2 separate regions of the Homo sapiens genome follow, and region 1 is linked to region 2. A link is a contact called in ENCODE Hi-C or POLR2A ChIA-PET data. All regions are on one chromosome and are shown on one strand. The core of a region is the stretch at or near the end of the contact, and the rest is flanking DNA. Distances in the headings are between cores, read along the strand shown. Region 1 overlaps OTUD5 (OTU deubiquitinase 5). Region 2 holds the start of ERAS (ES cell expressed Ras).

Region 1 (6,753 bases), core at 3,048-5,547, 120 kb before region 2:
ATTTCCCTCTGTCTCTCTTTTATAAGGACACTTGTGATTGCATTTAGGTCCTACCTGATACTCTAAGATAACCCCCCATCTCCAGATTTAATAATGTAAGTTAATTACATCTGCAAACACTTTTTTTCTTTTCTCTTCTCTTTTTTTTTTTTTTTTTGAGGTGGAATCTCACTCTGTCACCCAGGCGCAGTCTCGGCTCACCGCAACCTCCGCCTCCTGGGTTCAAGCTATTCTCCTGCCTCACCCTCCTGAGTAGCTGGGATTGCAGGCGCCCACCACCACACCTGGCTAATTTTTGTATTTTTAGTAGAGATGGGGTTTTGCCATGTTGGCCAGGCTGGTTTCAAACTCCTGACCTTAGTTGATCCACCCGCCTCGGCCTCCCAAAGTGCTGGGATTACAGGCATGAGCCACTGTGCCCGGGCTTTTCTTTTCTTTTCAGACAGTGCTGGCCTCTGTCACCCAGGCTGGAGTGCAGTGGCGTAATCTTGGCTCACTGCACCCTCCACTTCCTGGACTCAAGTGATCCTCCAGCCTCAGCCTCCTGAGTAGCTGGGACCACAGGTGCGAGCCACCATGCCCGGTTAATTTTTGGTGTTTATTTATTTGTTTTTGAGATGGAGTCTCGCTGTGTCACCCAGGCTGGAGTGCAGTGGTGCTATCTCGGCTCACTGCAACCTTCGCCTCCCAGGTTCCAGCGATTCTCCTGCCTCAGCCTCCTGAGTAGTTGGGATTACAGGCGCCTGCTACCATGACCAGCTAATTTTTGTATTTTTAGTAGAGATAGGGTTTCACCATGTTGGCCAGGCTGGTCTCGAACTCCTGACCTCAGGTGATCCACCCGCCTCGGCCTCCCAGAGTGCCGCGATTACAGGCGTGAATCACCGTACCTGGCCTGTATTTTTTGTAGAGATGAGATTTCACCATGTTGCCCAGGCTAGTCTTGAACTCTTGAGCTCAAAGCGATCTGCCTGCCTTAGCCTCCCAAAGTGCTGGGATTGCAGGCATGAGCCACGACGCCTGGCCCTACCTTTTTCATTATAAGGTAACATTTACAAGTTCCAGGGGGGTTAGGGTTTGATATCTTTGCGTGGCTATTAATCAGCCTACTAGAGAGGCTTTTTTCCCTCCTGGGGAAGGGAAGGGAACTCATTAAGTGGTCTCTTACTGGGCAAAGCCCTGTAATATTTGAGTCTGCCCAGCATCCCTATTATTGGGAGGCTTGGTATCCCCATTCACAGATTGGAAAACTGTGGCTCAGAGCAGTTCATCATCACATGGCTAATAATTGGTGGAGCTAGATTGGAACCTAAGTCAGTTGGGTTCCACAGCCTGCTCCAACTTCACTTGGGCCCTTAGACCACTAGGTTACAGAATCTTGCCTCAGCTCCTGGGATCCTCTGGTGTTAGGGAGCTTTACTCAGCCTTTTTGTGGAGGCTCAAAGATATGGAGGGATTTTCCCATAGGCTCAGCGATGAGTTTGCAAGGTTCACAATCTCCTCAGGCCAGGGCATTGTTGGAGCTTAAACTTATCTATGGCTGAGCTATCCCCTACCCCCCACCCCTACTAGCCCTTCCTGAGCAACATTTTCTCCCCAAAAGGAGAAAGAGAAGGGCCAGAGCCCAAACTCCTCAGGCTGCTGATGACAAAGCCAGTGGGTGGCTAGCAGTCCAGCCTCTAGATCCAAGCCTGGATGCCAGTTTGACTGCCCCAGGACCCAAACCCTGCAGTGCGAGGGGCCTATTCAGGTCTCTTTCATGTTTAGAGACAAACCAGGATATTCTGTGGATGGGCTGCAAGGTATGTCCTCCATGCTGTGGCTCGTGGGGGCCTTCCCTGTTGCCTCTACACTAGGCTTTGCTGGTATCCAAACTCCAGCTCCTTTCTCTTTCTGCCTTTGTTTTTTTGTTTTTTGTTTTGTTTTTGTTTTTGTTTTTGAGACATAGTCTTGCTCTGTTGCCCAGGCTGGCTGGGGTGCAATGGTGCCATCTCGGCTCACTGCAACCTCCACCTCCCGAGTTCAAGCGATTCTCCTGTCTCAGCCTCCCAAGTAACTGGGATTACAGGCACACGCCACCACGCCCTGCTAATTTTTTGTATTTTCAGTAGAGACAAGGCTTCGCCATGTCGGCCAGGCTGGTCTTAAACTCCTAACCTCAGATGATCCTTCCGCCTTGGCCTCCCAAAGTGCTGGGATTACAGGCGTGAGCCACCGTGTCTGGCCTCCTTTCTGCCTTTGTAAAGTGAGGGTAATGTTTCCTGCCACCTGGGCTGTGGTCAGGAAAATTAAACGAGGTCACCCTTTGCATCTGGCATGGGGCAGGTATTCAGTTAATATGAGTTCATCTTTCTTCCTGGTCCTCCCTGCTTACCTGCCTAGTACTACCCAGAACTTTAGCTCTACTGAATTCATTGCTGGGCTCCAGGCATTCCTGGTACTTCGTGGCAGAAGTGACTTCATTTCTCATCCAGTTAACAAGCATTTTTGGAGGTCTTGGTGTTTTAATCCTTTGGTCAGGTGGCACCTCCTCTCAGGTGCTAGCCTTAATGACTGTGTTTCTTTTTTTCTTTTTTTTTTTTTTCCTTGAGACAGAGTTTTGCTCTTATTGCCCAGGCTGGAGTGCAATGGTGCGATCTTGGCTCACCACAACCTCCGCCTCCCGGGTTCAAGCGATTCTCCTGCCTCAGCCTCCCGAGTAGCTGGGATTACAGGCATGCACCACCACACCTGGCTAATTTTGTATTTTTCAGTAGAGACGGGGTTTCTCCATGTTGGTCAGGCTGGTCTCAAACTCCCGACCTCAGGTGATCCGCCCACCTCAGCCTCCCAAAGTTCTGGGATTACAGGTGTGAACCACCGTGCCTGGCCCAATGACTGTGTTTCTTTTCTTTTCTTCTTTTTTTTGAGACAGAGTCTCACTCTGTCGCCTAGGCTAGAATACAGTGGTATGATCCCGGCTCACTGCAACTTCTGTCTCCCAGGTTCAAGCGATTCTTCTCCCTCAGCCTCCTGATTTAGCTGGGATTACAGGCATGCACCACCATGCCCAGTTAATTTTTTTTTGTATTTTTTAGTAGAAACAAGGTTTTACCATGTTGGCCAGGCTGGTCTTGAACTCTTGATCTCAAGTGATCCACCTGCCTCGGCCTCCCAAAGTGCTGGGATTACAGGCGAGAGCCACTTCGCCCAGCCTCTTTCTGTTTCACAACACCTGGCATTTACATTTTTCACAGCCTTGTTCATACCTTGTGGTGGTTACCTGTTTCCCTACCCCTCTGCTAAGTAGTTTGTGAGCTTATCAAGAGTGGAGACTAAGTCTGATTCATTTCACTGTCCTCACTGCCCAGCCCAGTATCTTACTTAGTAGCTACCTGGTAAGTCTTTCTTGAATGGATAAGTAGGAGCCCCTCTCCTGTTTGATCTCCTTTTCTCCTCTCTTTTTCCCCTCTCTCCAAAGCCAGGAAGTCGCTGTGTTCCCTTCTTTTTAAGAACCTATTCTTGTGTCAGGTTTGGGACTATAGTTGTGGTTGCACCATCCCTGCTGGAGACCCCTGGCTGGGGCAGGCCCATGACTCTGGGAGATGGCTGACCATGTGTGGCCAGGATGGACTTGGGCATAACTGGCTGGAGTGTGTTAATCCACAGGCTTGGGGGCAAGGAGGGACACCTGGACCACTGGAATGTTGTGCACAAACAGGAGTCCTTGTGCTGCGCATGGAAGCTCATTAAGGGCTTCCAGGTGTCTTTGTCATCTCTAGAAATCCAGCCACATTTTCCTGGGGTGTGGGCCCTGATGATGGGACTGGCTGGGTATTCCCTTGTCACCTCTTCCTCCCCTCCTGTCCCGCTACTCACCTGGGACTTTCTGAGGGTCTCTCAGTTGTGCATAATCTCTGTGCTGATCTCCTCCCCTTCTGTGATTGGCGACAACTTCCCCTAGTATATGGTACGTTATTTACAAAGCTTCTTTAGGTCCTGAAACTCCTCACAGCTCTGTCCGGTAGATCAACATATCCCCCATTCTATAGGAAACTGAGAGTGATAACAGACAGCAAGTGTGTGGCAAAGCTGGGGTTGGAACCCAGAGCTCTTGCGTTCCAAACCTTGTGCTTACAACTTTGCCAGAGATGCTTCTCCTCTGGCTTTCTTAGGGGATGGGTTCCACCCCTTGCTTGAGCTGGGGAAAAATGGCCTTACGGATAGGTGGGCCCCTATGTCTGGTCTCTAATACCCCAGATCCTATAAATCCCTGGGCAGGCCTGTGTCCACAAGGAGCAGGCTTGGGATCCTGTAGTTTGCAGCCTTGTTGCTAGGTCAGGCTGGCTGCTTCTGGTAGCCAGCAGAGGGCGTGAGGGGCCCAGGAAAGGTCTGCTGCTTCTGGTTGGTTTTGTTTTGAAATGAAAATTATGTTTTAAGAGGTTATATGGTCATTATTTTTTTAATTAAAAAATAGGCATTTGTACAGGTTCATTTAAGTTGAACCTTCGTGGTGCCAGGTGTGCTTTGGAATTTAGGAAAAAAACAATTTATAAAACTTACCTGGTGTGTATACTTTGTGTTACATAACACCTCCAGCAGGGTCTGAGGCAGCACCTCATAATCAAACACCTGAATGTTTTCTGCATTGAAATATTTGAATATTTACCCCAAGTGGGATAAATAGATTCTTGTCAGTTCTGGTCAGGTTATGATGCCAAATGAATTAGATAAAGACTTTTGGGCCGGGCACAGTGGCTCATGTCTGTAATCCCAGCACTTTGGGAGGCCGAGGTGGGTGGATCACGAGATCAGGAGATCGAGACCATCCTGGCTAACATGGTGAAACCCCGTCTCTACTAAAAATACAAAAAATTAGCCAGGCATGGTGGCAGGCGCCTGTAGTCCCAGCTAGTCGGGAGGCTGAGGCAGGAGAATGGCATGAACCCGGGAGGCAGAGCTTGCAGTGAGCCGAGATAGTGCCACTGCACTCCGGCCTGGGCAAAAGAGTGAGACTGCATCTCAAAAAAAAAAAAAAAAAAAAAAGACTTGATTTTCAAAGCTTTTTGGGTTTAGTGTAACTTTATAAAAGGGAAAGTGCAATAAAATCGCTGATAACACCAGGACTTAGGGATATTTTGCTGTCTAGCCTTCCCAATTTTGTGTACGTGTGTTTGTATACATACATATGTATATATGTGTAGATATCTGTTAAATGTGTTCAGTCACAGATGAGAACATTGTTTGCACACTTTTGCCTTCTAGAGTATATCTCTTTTTTTTTTTTTTGAGACAGAGTTTCGCTCTTGTTGCCCAGGCTGGAACGCAATGGGGTGATCTTAGCTCACCGCAACCTCTTACCTCCTGGGTTCGAACGATTCTCCTGCCTAAGCCTCCCATGTAGCTGGGATTACAGGCATGCACCACCACGCCTGACTACTTTTGTATTTTTATTAGAGACGGGGTTTCTCCATGTTGGTCAGGCTGGTCTCGAACTCCCGACCTCAGGTGATCCACCCACCTTGGCCTCCCAAAGTGCTGGGATTACAGGTGTGAGCCACCATGCCCGGCCTACAGCATATCTTGGAATCCTCTAGCCCTTTGTCAGGTTCAGGATCTAGGCTCTTGCTAGTTACCCCCTCTTCACCACCTTTCCTAGATGAAACTCCTTGAGGTAGAGCCACATTCTCCACCCAGGCACTTGCTGGGTCTGAGTCTCTGGCTGCCTGAGGCAGTGTGGCTCCCTGGGCCAGGCCCTGCAAGGTCAACAGAAGCCATAAGGCATATGGGGCCACTGTTCTCAGGGCACCTAGGACCCTTTTGGAAGTAAGTCTTAGTTTCACTCAGCAACTAATTCCCTAAAAGAGTCTCCTACTTCACATGCATGGAGTGGTCAAACAGGGCTGAGAACTTTACCTTGGCCAGCGTCCTCTCTGTCAATGATCTAGGCCTCTCGGGAGCTTGAGGTCGGGGCCCTGGGGAGGGAGTACAGGTTTTCCCTGTTGCTGACCCCCACCTCTTCCCTCCAGCAGGAGCATTGGTTTGAAAAGGCCCTACGAGACAAGAAGGGCTTCATCATCAAGCAGATGAAGGAGGATGGCGCCTGTCTCTTCCGGGCTGTAGGTGAGTCTCTGCCTTAGTCCTTAAGGGCCTAGGGCTGCCCCTAAGCTGTGTCCCAGTTATCAGGAATAGCCCCTGAGACAGGGTTGAGGCAGAGCTAGCTAATCTTTTAGGGACTCTAGGCTCCAGCCTCAAGTTGGTATCTGACCTCTAGCCGTGGGTCTTGAGACATTGTAGTGGTGCAAGATTAATATGCATAATAACAGCAAGAAGAATGATAAAGAAAATAATATCCTTTGGGACACATTGTCAGGTGCTACAGGAAACCTCTTTGATTCCCCTCTAAGCTAGGTGAGTGTAGGGACTACTGTTGCTTCCATTTGTCAGATGAGAAAAGTGGCTCAGAGATGGTGGGTGACTTGTCTGGAGTGAAATAATAAGTGGTAGAGTTGGGATTCAGTGTCTGGGTTAGATTAGTCTGAGGCCCATGCTCTTAACCATAGCATACTGCTGCCACCCTGGGCTGTATGACCCCTAGGTTTATACCCAGATCCCATCTCTGGTGTGTTGCGGGTCTCTGTTCCTCAATCTGTGTGTATGGGGGCTATCAGACTAGATCTTTACAAATTTCTTATATCATAGAATTTTTTTTCAACTTATATAAAAGTAGAGAGAATGATGAACCCTCATGTACCCATCATCCAGCTTCAAAAT
Region 2 (6,774 bases), core at 4,152-6,651:
GGAGGCAGGCGACGAGACACCCGACGTGGACCCCGAGCTGTTGAGGTGCCCGGCAGGGGGTGGGGAGGGGTCGGGCGCCTGCGTCCGGAGAGGACGAGGGCGAGGAACTGGGAAGCCTGCTTACCCCGTGGAGTGCGAACCCCTAAGTCCTGGGGCCTAAGAGGGAGTGAGGTCCTGGATCCAGGGAGTCCAGGCAAGGATGCCTGGCTGACTCAGTGGGGGAAGTGGACCCCAGGTCCTGGGAAGGGGAGAGGGAGGCGGGGAAGCCACAGTTTTCTGGGATGAAAGGCGATGACGGCTGTCTACTGAAAGCAGTGGGCTGAGGACGCCTTCTTGGGGAGGGAACCGTGTCCCCAGGCAGTATGTGGTTGTGGATCCTGCGTTCTGGGCCCCGAGCGTGGGGCGGGGGAACGCCCCACCGCGGACACCGCCTCACTGCTTTGCGCTCGGCCCTGCAGGTACTTGCTGGGACGGATTCTTGCGGGAAGCGCGGACTCCGAGGGGGTGGCAGCCCCGCGCCGCCTCCGCCGTGCCGCCGACCACGATGTGGGCTCTGAGCTGCCCCCTGAGGGCGTGCTGGGGGCGCTGCTGCGTGTGAAACGCCTAGAGACCCCGGCGCCCCAGGTGCCTGCACGCCGCCTCTTGCCACCCTGAGCACTGCCCGGATCCCGTGCACCCTGGGACCCAGAAGTGCCCCCGCCATCCCGCCACCAGGACTGCTCCCCGCCAGCACGTCCAGAGCAACTTACCCCGGCCAGCCAGCCCTCTCACCCGAGGATCCCTACCCCCTGGCCCCACAATAAACATGATCTGAAGCAGCTCTGTGCTTGTCTGTGTGAGTGGCAGTTTCTAGGGGCTGGTGGTTCCCCGCGGTGGTGGTTGCCCTTAGACCAGGAGAGAGGAGACTCTACCCTGGGTCCTGCACTTTAGAGCAATCACCTGCTCAGTCTATGTCTCTCCTAGGGGTGGAGGGGAAGACATCCACATGGACAATCGCGGATCTTGTGTCCCCCTTTTAGGCCTCACTTGGGTATGGGGATCCCAGGCTTTGAGGCCACTTTCAGGGCCTGCACCATCATCTTCCAAGGGACCATCCTCCTGAGGGCCAAGGGGTGGCTTTGTGGGGCACGTGAGTAGAGCTTGAGGTGCTGGCTGGGATGTCGCAGGCACACATGAACACCTCCTGATGTGGGGAAGAGAAAAGGAGAGAGCGGAGAGAAAGGGAGAGGGCACTGAGGGTCGGGAGGCCCCAGTACAGGCACACTCTTTGGCAGACAGGCACATTCTGGCAGGGAACTCTGAGAAGGCTGAGAAATTGGAGCCTGGGTATCCAGGTCACTAATAAAGTGTATTTGCCAAAGTAGGATAGGGTGTATTTCATTTACTTTGTAAAGCTTGATTCGTAATGTCTGAACGTTTACATATTTAGTTATGTAGTGTAGAGGCCTACCTGTACTCTTGCTCCAGGCCCTGGATATACTGAGGGTTGCTGTGGTGGCAGCTGATTTGTGGCCATGGTCTTTGCACTGGCTAGTCCCTCTGCCTCTGGATATCTTCAGGTTTTTGTCCAGATGTCACCTACTCTCAAGAAGGCTTTCCTGGACCTGTCACCCTATTCCTTCACCTGCCTTTAACACGTAGCCTTTATCACTATCTAGCCTGATGCCATATCTATAAGGGCAAGGATTTTTAAGTGTCTTGTTTGCCTCTACCTCCCTTATATATAAAGCGGAGCCTAGCACACAGTGGGCTCCCCCTGAATTTCTTGAATGAAAGAATTCTCACAACTCAAGTAACATTCTACCCAGTCTCACTCCCACCCACACAACACTCGGCATGGAGGCAGCTTTGAAACCCAAAACACCATTTATTTAATTTTGCACAAAATCTTTCAACTTGACATAACAAAAGCAACATTAGGCACTCCCATGTTACCAAAAAGCCCCTCACCAAGTGAAAACAAGAGAGATGTCCATCTTTCCCTAGTATACCTGATGTGTCCCTCAAAGCTAGTTGCCTCAGGGGTCTCATGTCAAATGAACAATCACCCTGGCCTGGGGAAAGGTCTACATTTCTTGGCCAAGACCTTCAGGCCACAGAGCAGCCACAGTGGCAGGTGGCCTTCTGGTGCCGGGTCTTCTCCCTACAGGACCTTGCCATGGGCTCCTTCGCCATGGCCTCCTGGACCCTCTGGATCTCATGGACCAGCAGGGAAAAGGCCTCCTCCACGCCTTGCCGTGTTTTGGCCGAGGTCTCCACGAAGTGGGCCCCCCAGCTGTGTGCGAGGGCTGCAGCAGCGGCATGAGCATCTCCAGCAGTGGTCACAAGGTCACACTTGTTGCCCACGAGGACAAGGGGCTGGGCGGGGTGAGGGCCCCAGGTGGCCCATATCTGCTGCAGCTGGATCAGAGACGAGGGGTCATCGAGAGCGAAGACGCCCAGCACACCATCACAGACAGCCAGGCACTGGTCACGCAGGGCCCTATGGATGGCCTGCCCTGCTGTGTCCAGCACATTCAGAATGCAGTCCCCACTGTCCAGGGTCAACTCCTTCCAGTAGGAATCCTGGATGGTGGGGTCGTGGTCCTCCACGAAGCACTGGTGGTTCAGCTGGATGGTCAGCGCACTCTTGCCCACGCCACTGGCGCCCACCACCACAGCCTTGTACTCAGGCAGCTGCCTGCCAACATCCCTGCGGCGTGCCTGAGCCCGGTGGGTTTCCCCCTGGAAGGAAGGGCTCCATGTGGCCAGGCCCAGGTCGAAGGTGCCAGGCTTTGTTGGCAGCTCCATGACCCCAGCAGGCAGCTCAGGGAAGAGACGTGGGCAGCAGGCTCTGCAAGTGGGAAGAGAAGAAGCAAGACAACAGGGGATACGTTAGGGGAGACCATTTGAGGGCAAGGAGACAGTGGGGTGTCATTATTTCAACATTTATTGAATGCCTATTGTGTGCTGATCACCTTCCAATTTGCATGCTATATATATATGATTTATGTTGTTTTCTCCCTGTCCCACGTCCCCCCATCTCTCCTTCCCTCCTCACGCGAATCAACAACTGTGAAGGCTGGATTTCCCAAACAGCTTTATTGAGATGTAATTTACATCCCATCAAGTTCAGCCAGCTAGTGTCCAATTTAACGGGTTTTAGCATATTCACGAAGTTGTGCAACTATCACCATAAGTAAATTTTAGAACATTTTCCTCACCCAGAAAAGAATCCCCATGCCCATTAGCAGTTCCTCCCCATGACAGAGGGAGGGCAGGATTTTGCCGGTTTTGGTCACCATTGAACCCTAGCCCAGCACAGTGCCTGCCAGACAGTAGGGACCCAACATTCCCACCCCCAGAAGGTTTATGTTCTAAAAGGCAGAGGCAGATAATATAATAAACCAAATAAATATGTAAATCACGTGGTCTGTTAGCCATTATCATTAGAATGTAGTCTTTATTAATTATTCAACATACATTTATTGGGAACCTACTGTGTGGCAAGGACATGGAGTTGGGCAATAAATAGACAACAAACTGTAGCCCTCATGAAGGTTATATTCTGGTCGGGGTGAGAGACAACAAACTAGGTTAAAAAGGGGGCGGGGCACAATGGCTCACGCCTGTAATCCCAGCACTTTGGAGGCCGAGTCGGGTGGATCACCTGAGGTCAGGAGTTCGAGACCAGCCTGCCCAACATTGCGAAACCCTGTCTCTAATAAAAACACAAAAAAATTAGCCAGGAGTGGTGGTGGACGCCTGTAATCCCAGCTACTCGGGAGGCTGAGGCAGAAGAATCGCTTGAACCCGGGAGGCGGAGGTTGCAGTGAGCTGAGATCACACCACTTGCACTCCAGCCTGGGAGATAAGAGCAAAACTCCGTCTCAAAAAAAAAAAAAAAAAAAAAGTGAACTATATGTCAGTAGCGGGTGATAAGCATGCAGAAGGTGCTCAGTTCATGCCAGGCTTTTAAATTATAATTTAATCTCCATTCATTAATTCAAGAATCTTCCTTCGTGCCAGGCATTGTGATATGGCAGTTAACAAAACAGACCCCAGTCCCTGCCCTTGTGAGGATTGGATTCTGGCAGAGAGAAAGAGACAGTAACAAGATAAGGAACAAGGAAGTTGCATGTTCGAAGAGGATGGGCACACGGCAGGTGGTCAATTAGTGTTAGTTATTAGCAGCACATCCCCATTCACTCAGTGAATGCCCCTCGGTGTCCTTGGGCTCAGGAAGTGCCCTGCTTAGTGCATCCTAATGGCTGTTGCCACGACTCCCCTCCGAAAGCCTGGCGCAGCGGCAGTTTGGGGGCGGATGGTGGCTTCGAGGTTTGGTGGAGCTGGAGATCCGGAGGTCGGAGTCGGGGCAAGGTCCCAAATGGGGATGCGGCCGCGGCGTCCTCAGCTCTGAGGGATCCCTGGGAATAGTCACTGGCGGCGTTGGCCCAGAAGGAGCGGGGGCGGGATAAAGAGAGCAGGAAGCGGAGGACGGAGCTTGGGGGTCCCCGACGGTTGGGGACAGGAAGAAGACCTGGAGGACTGCGGGGAGGGGCGAGGCGGCGGCGCACGTGGAGGGAGAGGTCGGCTTCTGGGGGTCCTGTAGGGGTGCCCGGCCATCTTTAGGGATGGGTCAGAAGGCAGAGGCGGGGTCGAGGCTGCCTCTTAAGTCGGGGTCTGAGCGGCTGGAGTCTGGGGGCGCCGACGGTGAGGAAGGAAAAGCCCGGGGCCTGGCCGAGTGGCGGAGCGCAGCTTCCACCCCAGGTGCCTGGCGGGACGGGGCCACACTCGCCCAGTCCCCGCGACGCGCAGGGAGGCCGCGGCCCTGGTCCCCAAGGCTCCGCTCCCGGGAGGAGCCCGAGGCGCAGAGGCACGTGCCGAGGGCACTGGCCCGGGGCCTCAGCCCGCGGGAGGCGCCGGAGATTGGGGGCTCGGTCCTCTCAAGTGGCGCGGAGCCCCCGGCGGGTCCCCGTGGCCGCGCGCTCAGAGCCGCTGGGACCAGGTTGGGGGGCTTCGCCCAGCTCACCAAGGCTGGCGCGCTAAGGGGCCGGGACCTGGGGTTAGGGCGGCCTCGCCAGGTCGTGCTTTCCCGGACGAGGCCGGGTGAGGTGCAAAGCTCGGAGTGCGGAAGGGTCCCCGAAACCAGGACTCCACTTCGGGCTCGGTGTGAGCAGCGTCGCCCGGGCATCCTGTCAAGACCCATCCCGACTCCGGGTGAGGCGGCCCCGCTTCCAGCCAAGCGCCGACACCCCTCCCGGCCGGCCGAGTGAGGGGCCGCTCGCCCGGGAGAAGGCTTGGCGCTTGGGGGACGATCCCCCAAAGCCGGCGCGGGGATACCCCCAGGCCTGGCAGGGCCAGGGGCACCGGCGCCTCGCTCACCTGTGTCCGTGGGGAGGCGGGCGCGCTGGGACGCTCTGACAGGCCTGGCGGGGGGCGACGCTGCTCCCCGGGGCACCCCGGCGGCGGTTGGGGGAGTGGACATGCGCAGCCGCCCTCCCTCGGCTCCTCAGGCCGCCCACCCCCCTGCGCCGCGCCCCTGCCCCTGCCACTGCCCCGCCCCTGCCCGTGCCATTGCCCCGGGGGAGCAAGGGGTCGTGCCCCCCCAGGCGGCTTGCGCACAGGCACGTGGGTGCCACAGCGGCCTCTAGGGGTGCACGGACGGCGGCCAAACCTCCCCGTGTGTCCCCTGTGGCGCCTCTCCCTTGCTTTCCTGTTGGTGGTGTGTGTGTGTGGGAGAGTTGGGTGTTAGATTTTGACCAGGATGGCCTGACTTTGGGAACGGTTTTGTGGGAAGCTCTTTCAGGCCACAGAGCCTGTGCTGCCTCAACTCGGTTTTTTGGTAGCTCTGGAGAAAAGACAGTGACAGAGGAGGGGTCATTCTGTCAGGGAAGAAAGACCCTGATTGGAGGCGGCTGCCTGTCAAACTACACATTTCCCAGGCTCCCTTGCAGCTATGGCAACCACATGCACAGTCCTGATCAATGAGAGGGCAGCAGAGGTGGGGCATCCAGAGGGCTCTTAAAACAGGGCAGCCCCTGGCCCGGGAGTGGTGGCTCACACCCATAATCCCAGCACTTTGGGAGACCAAGGCCAGCGGATCACCAGGTCAGGAGTTTGAGACCAGCCTGCCCAATATGGCAAAACCCCGTCTCTACTAAAAATACAAAAATTAGCCAGGTGTGGTGGTAGGCACCTGTAATCCCAGCTACTCAGGAGGTTGAGGAAGGAGAATCACTTGAACCTGGGAGGCAGAGGCTGCAATGAGCCGAGATCGTGCCACTGCACTCCAGCCTGGGTGACAAGAGCAAGACTCCATCTCAAAAAACAAAACAAAACAAGAACGGGGCAGCCCCGGCCCTTCCCCATCCCTCCTCTTCTTGACTCAGTAAGGCTGTGGTGGTCAGCTTGGGATCATAAGGTGGCCATGAAGAAAAGTCCTGGAAACCTCAGATCCAACTCCCTTGAGCTGCCAAAGCAATTCTCACCACGTGGGAGAAATTCAGCTCTCAGACTGTCCTCCAATTTCCCACCTGTGGTCAATGGCAGGCACCCCTTCTGCCAAGAAGCTACCATGACCACCACATTCAAGTTAAACCTGGACCTCCCACCATCCCCAGTCAGGCCAATGAGACAGTGGGGAAACAGGCCTGGTAAGGATACTTCCTGCTAGTTTTCTTGCCTTCTCAGCCTAGGGTGTGGGTGTGGCTGGGACTGGCTGTGAGGCTCCTATTTATAAGGCAAGCACCCATTTTCTCATGGATTCTACCATTTTATATCCCGTGGAGCCAG

Evidence for each region. Hi-C counts contacts between places; a loop is a spot of excess contacts on that map. ChIA-PET counts read pairs that join two places held with the same protein, here RNA polymerase II (POLR2A). Pooled maps may share reads with other maps.
Region 1: a loop to region 2 is called in a pooled map, with 3 times the contacts of the local background. The contact joins the enhancer-like site here to the promoter of ERAS in region 2. A Hi-C loop is called at or near these places in 6 of 50 pooled maps. POLR2A ChIA-PET finds 5 or more read pairs at or near these places in 7 of 52 experiments (H1, HEK293, HEK293T and 4 more).

The regions. Positions count from the first base shown.
Region 1 is chrX:48,943,539-48,950,291 of GRCh38, reverse strand. It overlaps OTUD5 (OTU deubiquitinase 5), which reads left to right. Exons shown (of 9, transcript NM_001136157.2): 2 at 6,009-6,102. Among named protein-coding and RNA genes, the nearest start is that of OTUD5, 11 kb to the left of the region's middle. Within about 2 kb of position 4,297, at least 2 of the 41 ENCODE cell types and tissues checked have a DNase peak (open chromatin) inside an H3K27ac peak, as active enhancers do.
Region 2 is chrX:48,825,140-48,831,913 of GRCh38, reverse strand. ERAS (ES cell expressed Ras) reads right to left here and starts at 5,401. Exons shown (of 2, transcript NM_181532.3): 1 at 5,365-5,401; 2 at 2,045-2,833. The coding sequence starts at 2,790. The coding sequence ends at 2,089. PCSK1N (proprotein convertase subtilisin/kexin type 1 inhibitor) reads left to right here. Exons shown (of 3, transcript NM_013271.5): 2 at 1-45; 3 at 459-818. The coding sequence ends at 654. RefSeq lists an enhancer at 482-982 and a silencer at 5,534-5,583.